Linked DNA regions of Homo sapiens: region 2 is linked to region 1. A link is a loop called in an ENCODE intact Hi-C map of the cell type or tissue named here. Cell type or tissue: Caco-2. All regions are shown on one strand. Region 1 overlaps EDC3 (enhancer of mRNA decapping 3). Region 2 holds the start of CYP1A1 (cytochrome P450 family 1 subfamily A member 1).

What was found. A loop is a pair of places that touch in the nucleus more often than their neighbours do. Peaks named below come from ENCODE experiments on the same cell type or tissue, not always from the same donor. Only the 100,000 strongest peaks of a DNase experiment are listed, where the experiment ranks them.
Region 2: it touches region 1 in a loop (6-fold over the local background); 2 of 110 quality-filtered maps call a loop at or near these places.

Annotation. Positions count from the first base shown.
Region 1 is chr15:74,640,595-74,644,594 of GRCh38, forward strand. EDC3 (enhancer of mRNA decapping 3) reads right to left here. Exons shown (of 7, transcript NM_025083.5): 5 at 1-25. Among named protein-coding and RNA genes, the nearest start is that of CLK3, 27 kb to the left of the region's middle. In Caco-2, no CTCF peak of the experiment used is centred here; DNase peaks (open chromatin) are centred at 1,897 and 2,247.
Region 2 is chr15:74,724,024-74,728,023 of GRCh38, forward strand. CYP1A1 (cytochrome P450 family 1 subfamily A member 1) reads right to left here and starts at 1,505. Exons shown (of 7, transcript NM_001319217.2): 1 at 1,418-1,505. RefSeq lists a promoter at 1,213-3,117, a cis regulatory region at 1,968-3,342, enhancers at 1,994-2,017, 2,050-3,249, 2,388-2,410, 2,485-2,499, 2,548-2,571 and silencers at 2,062-2,342, 2,062-2,237, 2,082-2,161, 2,233-2,342, 2,342-2,501. In Caco-2, no CTCF peak of the experiment used is centred here; DNase peaks (open chromatin) are centred at 1,558, 2,028, 2,498 and 2,988; H3K4me3 peaks cover 2,217 bases.

The sequences.
Region 1 (4,000 bases):
ATACTTGGGACAACCAGGCCAGAGTCTGCAGTTCAAAAGGAGAAGAGAAAGGGAAAGTGACTACAGAAACCAAGTCCAAACCGGGTATACTCTATCCAAGATTCTGCAAATGCCAACATTTTACCATGGATCACCCCTGGCCCATCCTCTTCATCTTCCGGGACTAAGGCACGCTCTGCAGCTCTGCAGAGCTCAAGTAGTGACTGGTGAACCAAGTAACAACTTGTTCCAGGTCACCACAGAGTGGGGACAAACTTAAGCTCCCTTAGCAATTTAGCTTTAGACCACAAAGGCCAAATCTACCAGGATATATTTAGTGCTATCGAGACCAGCACACAGCCTGTAACAGCAACCTATCAGGCACATGAGAAGAGAACATGATTTTCCCAAAGTGGGGGAAATGCCATCTTGGGCAGCGGGGCTTCCTCACAAGCAGGCCCCTTGTCCTTCCTGAGAAGTGGAACAGACACTAGCTAACCCTAATGGCCCTCTGGTCCCTGCTGTTCTCCTCAACTGTAGGGCAGGAGGACTTGTTCCATCTGCTTCCCTCTTCCTCTTCCTTCTCTCTTCTATTTACCCCTTCCTTTTTGATTAAGAAACTTAGCTAGCAAAGTTGTTTTCTCAAATAATTTATCATTTTCTCCCCATCTGAGTTGGGTGTAACCCAGTACTCACGAAACAGGGAAGCAGTACAAGTTAAGTAAGCTATGGCTGGCTTTAAAAAAGGGTAACTTTTATAAAAGTTGGGGAGAATTAGTCACTGAAAGTACACTGTGGAAAATACTTGGTTTTTCAAGGCTCAAAGCCAACATCTACAGCAGCTGGTGTATGTGAAGAAGTCTATAGTATTATTATATGCACCAGTGTCAACATACCAGGAAAGAAACAGCAAACCCAAAAATTTGGATCTGCAATGGACAGCTCTTACCTTGACAACCAAGGTATTGCTCCCTCCAAGAAGCCAATGCCATCTTACAAATGCCAAAGCCACTGGGCTAACCAGCAGACCCTTTCCCAAAGAGCCCCACTTGGCTTCACCGGCCAGTGGACCAACCAACGCAGATTCCAATCAGCAAGCCACTGTGGGACTGCACGTCACTCACTTTGTCCAGCTAGATCAGGTACCTTTTTAGATCCTGTGTCCTCAATTATACTGGACTGTCAACTGCCTGAGGTAAGGAAATTAATCTTTTACTTCTTCAGCCTTCGCCTTCTCAACTTGTTCCAGCTACACTTATCAACGGAGTTGAGTTCTTATCAGGTCCTCAGACATATAAATGATGCAAACCTAGTGCCATTTCTGGTCTGGCCTAACTCTAAGGTAGAAGAGTTAGGGAATAAAAGTTAATAAAAGTTTTCAGTACATTTATCTCCTTCCATTGTTCCAGAGCCTTGTCTAGAAAAATCTGTTTTCTTCACTGGTCCTGTCGGGAGAAATCTCTTGAGGTTATCTATCAGGTCCAGTCCTACCTGCATATTCCTAAAGCCACAGAGAATGAGGCTATAGCTTCATGTTTTAACAACAGGAAACCAAGCACAAAGACTGAAACTATAGGACCCAGGTCTGTATCCTCTCAGGGAAGGCAGAATAACAATGTCATGTAATGATGATGATAAAAAAGGTCTAACGTATCAAATAAACACTAACACTATCCTGTTGGCTAACTGAGCCCCTCTACCTGCCCAAGTCCTATTCCTGGGCTGGGGAGAGGCAACAAACAGTGCCATTAGGAGCACTGAGTCTCTCCTCCCACCTCTTTCTGAAATGTCAGTCATTGGTATCTCAGGTGCCAGTGCTGGAGGCTGCAGACTGACCTTGCATGTCAACAGCTGATTAAAACAGCCATTTTTATGGCCTGCTTCAGACACGCACATATTATCAGAACTAATTAGGCTGAACAATTTTCAAAAGTCCTAAGCCACGAACAACTCAAACCTGTCAGACAAGTCATGCACCTGACTACTTCAAACACCCTCTTTACCTGCAGAGTCACGCAAGGCAGAGCTTTCACTCGTCTATGCATTTCTTCACCTATTTATCAGGACTCTTTCTGTTAGATTTGAAATGGGTCAGGGCAGTGAGTCTTGGGCCTGCTACTCCACAAATCAAGCATTCTTTCTAGGTCTGGCTCTTGTGCTACGTGTACAGGCAGGCAGCCCCTCCCCTGCCCCCTCATTCTGAGGGCTCTCTGGGAGCAGGCAGAAGCATTTTCTGCTAGCTGTGCCCTCACAGTCCTTAAGAGTACAAAACTTAATGGTACAGGAGAGGAGACATCACCCCCCACCGGCTGGCTAGATGCTGCTGCTGGAAGCTGTGAGTCTCTTACCACCTCCTCACTGATCTTTGTTGGGGGAAGGGGCACTGTTGGTGAATCAGCATATTTTTGCAGCCTAGAGAAAGACAAAGCCAAGAGCCTTTCTGCTCAGAGTCTGGCAGTTATGGGGTCTAGAACTCTACTCTGACTGTTCCTCTGAAAGGAACGTACAAACACCACAAAATGTTCCTTTTAAACATTTATACACGTAAGTCCAACAAGTTGGACTGGCTTATCAGAAACAGACCAAGGGAATAAAATAAATTCCAAAGGAAAGGAACCAAGAACATAGCGTGTAAATTGCAAACAACAACACTGCCACTGCCAAAGCCTGAACATGGGCCAAGTCTAATTATGTTTGAGTTGGAAGGTAGATCTTTATTGTTCGGGAATCAAGGCAGTAAAATCAGTTGGTAGGGTTTCTTTGAGCATTAATATGTATTTTACAGCTGCTGGTGAAACAAGAAAGGGAGAGATAATTATAACCAGATCGTGACAAGCAGAGAACTTCTTAGGATCTGATTGACCTTAGGGTATCAAGGAAGACAACAAGTACACTCAGTACAGGCCAGGAAAGAAAACTCCTCCTTGCACACCTGATTTCCACTGCATGAGGCTGAGGCTGTCTCTTCGGACCATGGGACGCAGTGGTCCAGCAGTGCCCGTGCCGGCTGCAGTCTGCCCCTTGTCAGGTCATCACTTTGGCACTGCTCATTCCAGCACACAGCATTTCAGGCCTTTCCCTCCCTTATGGACACATATATGCGTCCCCACTCCCCCTGACACAGACACCCTTCAGTAGTACCATGTCCAAGGTTCCTCTCTCCTTCAGACCTGCCCAGTCTTTCTGTTGTGTAACAAAGATCCCACAACAAAGTGTTATCTCAGATCTAACTCAATCCTCTCACTGATTGGCCCTTTAATTGGAAAGGCTGCATGTGTCCCAAGTCTTATCAATAAGGAGCACAGCTCATTTACAGGCATGGGATTTCTCCAGGACTATGACTTCTGATTCTCTTCTGTGGCAGTCAACAAAACTGAGTGCTGATGTCACACTGGTTCCTTTAGGGATATAAATCCACTGGTAAATTTATACCCCCTGACCAGCAATGTACAGAGTCCCTGGAGATCTACACTAAAGCTACCACAAACTGGTAGTAATGCAATTTAGTGTCAAGTGTTCTCTGAAGGAAGGATTTGTTATAAGAAACCTAACTACACATTCACGATACTCTTTATTATGACCCACAAGACCTGCTGTGATCTGGCCTGTCTACCTCACTACCTTTACCTGGTACCCAACATGTACCCCAGACCCCTTGGCCACCTTCTGGTTCCTAAATTCTCCAAGTTCCTTCTGGCCTCAAGAGACAGTTCGCTTCACATGCTTTCTCCATCCCAACACTTTATTCTCTCTTCTGGGGCTCTATTCTCTCTTCCAATGCTACCCCTACACAGCGGGCTCCTCATCTGTCAGGTGTCAGCACGCTGCTTACTTCCCTTCATTGCATTCAATACATCTGACTCCACTCTTAAGTGGTAGTTGAACAATGAGAACACATGGACACAGGGAGGGGAACATCACACACCGGGGCCTGTCAGGGTGTGGGGGAGGGATAGCATTAGGAGAAATACCTAATGTAGATGACGGGTTGTTGGGTGCAGCAAACCACCATGGCACGTGT
Region 2 (4,000 bases), 83 kb after region 1:
TCTGAGTTCAACTGATCCACAGTTTAAAGGCAGCTGGAGACCAGCTAGATTGAGCTCTTTAGTCAGAGAAATCCAGGCCAGGGTTTTTTTTTGGCTCAATTCTCAATGAATGAACAGTTTGGACCTCCCCCTTTTGCAGGTTACCAGAGAGCAGAGAATAAATGGAAGGTTCCCACTAGGCTGTAAGAAAACCCCAGACTGGAATCAGGGAAATCAGGAATGGATCTAAACTGAAAGGAAACTGAGGCAATACTTTCTCTGTAAGCTTGACCTAAAAAGGGTGTTTAAATTCATAAACCACTCTCTCCAACATATCAGGCATCTCTGCCTGTTACCCTGGACTAGAGGTCAGTAGACCCAACATTCTAGTCAAAGTGATCTTGGACTGCACATTTTACTTTTCTGGGGTCCAATTTCAACATCTGAGAGAGGGTAAGACAAGATCTCTCAGTTCAGAGTACCCAGCTGGATCCAGAGGGAAGAGAAAACCCAGATCTGCTGTGGGGAACCTGACAGTCTTACCAGTTAGGCTCCCCACAGGAGAACCTCACAAGACAGGGAGATGGATGGTTCCTACCACAAGTATTATAGTGGAGGGAGGCTTCCTGGAGGGGCTAAATATCAAAGCACACTAGATCCCTGAGTCAACAGGGGACAGTGCCAGGCTTTGGTGTGCTATGGTGTCCCCTTCTGCACAGTGGGTATCCCAAGGACCTGCAGCCTTTGTAAGATGGTAGGAGGCCAAGGGAGATGTGACTGGTGAGTTTTTAGGGACTGGTATTTCCAGCTCCCTGCAGTTGGCAATCTGTCACCCTGATTGTCTCCCAGCAAAGGACAAAGAAGATGGTCAATGAGATAGGAAAGGCCTGGGACTCCTGCACAGATCTGCCTCTATTGTCCCAGCTGTCTAGGACATCTCAGCACTGACAAGCCACCCTTAGGAGGGTAAAATCTGCCAGGGGTAGCTTCTTAGGCTAGGGCAGGGTACAGCTGGTAAGAACCCAGCCCACCCCCTCCATCCACCCTGTCCACCCAAGGAGAAGCCCCTGTCATCAGAAAGCCTGAGGGAGGGGCTGCACATATTCCAGCCTGCCAGGTGGCCTTGATGGGGAAGCCCCAGGGTAGGCAGGGAGACACTCACTAGGGGATGGAGCTGGAGCCTGGGTCCTGAAGTCCTGAATGAGATGCCATCTGTATCTAGAGGTCTGGTACCAGCTGTGGGACCATGGGCAAGTCCTCCTCTTCCCCTGGCCTCAGTTTCCCCACTAGGGGGCTAGACTGCCTGGTCACTAAAAACACTCTGAGCCTCCCTTTTTGGAGGTGCTAGACAGGTAGCTACCTAAGAAGTCCTGGAGGCACCAAAATGTTCCTTTTATTGGGAGAGAAAGGGCAAGCCAGAAGTCCCCCAGCAACTCACCTGAGGTACTGAGCTGAGCTGGGAAGGGTGGACTCTTGGAGCCTGGGATCACAAGGATCAGGGAAGGTTCCAAGGAACTGTCACCTTCAGGGTGAGGGTGAAGGCACTGCCACCTTTATAGGCGGGCTTGTACGTGTGGCCACGCCTCCTTCCCTGGAGCGAGCTGAGATGGAGGGAGAAGCAGCCTGAACCGGGCTGGTCTCTCTGGGATTGGAGAGAAAGGTGGCGGAGGGCGGCGGGGGTGGGGGGTCGGGTGGGCAAGAACCCACTATGGGACACATCTCGGTGCCTGTACATAGAGGGGTGAGGGCTGGGAACACCTGGAAGTCCCAATTCCAAGGCGTCCCAAGGGCAGTGCAGAACCCAGCCGAGGAGGGGGCTTGAGGGAGAAGTCCCAGGACAGCCCGAAGAGAGGGTACGGGAAGCTCCATCCTGGGGCGCGGGGACTCCTCTTCGTCATTTTTGCACCCACTGGAACGCTGGGCGTGCAGATGCCTCCCCAGCGCTACAGCCTACCAGGACTCGGCAGGCGGGGGCGGGGCTGCCCCGTGGTGACCTCCTTCCCGGGGTTACTGAGTCCCGGCTCGCGTGAGAAGCGCTGCGACCCCAGCCCTGAGGTCACGGGGGCCGGAAGGCCAGAGGCGCCGCGGGGCTGGACCTGTCCCCCAGAGCCCGGGCGACTAGCTGAGGTTCGCGCCTCTTGATTGAAGGATCGGAATGGATGGCGAAGGGGCAGGCTCGCTGAGCGCTCACTAGCGGCTCCTCGCAGCCTCTAGGATCGCCTTAGTGCTGATTGCAACGCGCGGTCCCTCCAGCCAGGACCCACCGGCCCTTGAGGGTCCCTCTTGGCTCCCGGGGTGGCTAGTGCTTTGATTGGCAGAGCACAGAAATCCGGCGGCGGGGGGCCACGGAAAGACTCGGGCCCAGGGACCACGGAGGGGGCACCTGGCGCGGAGCCCCCACCCTACCCCCGGCTAGCTTGCGTGCGCCGGCGACATCCCTCTAGGGGGCAGAGGTCAGGCGGCCCGTCCCCGCCCCACCTGGCCCGGAGGCGCGGTGCCCAGGCGTTGCGTGAGAAGGACCGGAGGCCCGCGCAGCCACCCAGCCGACCCATTCCCCGGCCCGGCGCGGGGGCTCGCAGTCACGCGAGGGGGGAGGGAGTCGGGGCGGGGCTCTTAAAGGGCCAGCCTCGCGCGCGGCGTGGGGTTGGGGTGGAGGGAGAGGAACTGTCGAAGGGTGGCGGGTGCGCGATTGAATAAGGGGATGCGGTGCAAAGGGTCTAGGTCTGCGTGTGGCTTCTGCCTGCGAGGAGAGGCAGCCTGCATGTGTCCGCATTTTCGGTCCACGCCTGTGGCACGACACGAAGCCCCAGTGCCATTTGGCATGGCCTAGCTGCCTGCCTCCGACGCTGTCCCGCCCTCCGGAACCTTCCTGTTACAGGGTTTCCAGGAAAAAAAAAGTTGTATTTGCGTGCCTAGCTCAACCTGGCCCCAGCTAACATCGTTACGCGCCATCCCCGACGTGCTCCCCAACCCGGTGGCACCACCATCCGTCGCTGGTCCAGGCCAGAAAATAATCCCCTCACCTCCCATTCCGGTCATATGCGGCCTCGTGCATTGCACAAATATTTACCAAGCAACTACTATGTGCCAGGAGCTGTTCGGAGGCGCTGGCGATTGACAGAGAAGGGAACACAGCTGACAGCACTCCTAATCTCGTGGAGTTTACATTCTGATGGAAGGAGACAAGTAATATGCCCCAAATCTAGAGAATGTGAGAGGGTAAAAAGTGCGGTTGAAAAAAATTAAACAGAAAAGGCGTACGGATTATGTGAGGGCAGATTGCAATTCAAAACAAGGGGGTCAGGGAAGGCCTTGCGGAGAGAGGCAGGAGTGTGGAGTCAAGAATCAATGTGCATAGATATCTGGATAAAAAGTGTACCTGGGCAGGTGCGGTGGCTCACGCCTGTAATCCCAGGACTTTGGAAGGCCGAGTCGGGAGGATCGCCTGAGGTCAGGAGTTCAAGACCAGCCTGGCCAATATGGCAAAACCCCATCTCTATCAAAAATACAAAAATTAGCCGGGCATGGTGTTGCTCACCTGTAATCCCAGATACTGGGGCGGTGAGGGGGGTTTGGGGGGAGTGGAGTCAGGCAGGAGAATTGCTTGAACCTGGGAGGCAGATGTTGCAGTGAGCTGAGATCACGCCACTGCACTCCAGCCTGGGTGACAGAGCGAGACTCCATCTCAAATAAAAGACTGCAACTGGCAGAGGGAATAAGCAAAATCAAAGCCTCCCGCCACCCCCCACCACAGTGGTTCTTGAAGGACCGAGCAGTACCAGGGATGTGCAGAGGTCATGTGACTGGGGAGTTCTCCTGGCATGTAGTCCAGGGGGATGGGATGCCCATGAGGCACAGCGCCCTGCCGCATGTGCAGGGAGCACCCCATTGAGAGACATGAGACTTCCTCTGTGCGAGATAGAGACATGGCTGGGGTGTAAGAGAAGCAAGGTCACTCGGGCTACTGTGCTAAGAATAGGAGGCACATTTCTCTGCTTGGCATCTGCTTTGGCATCTGTCC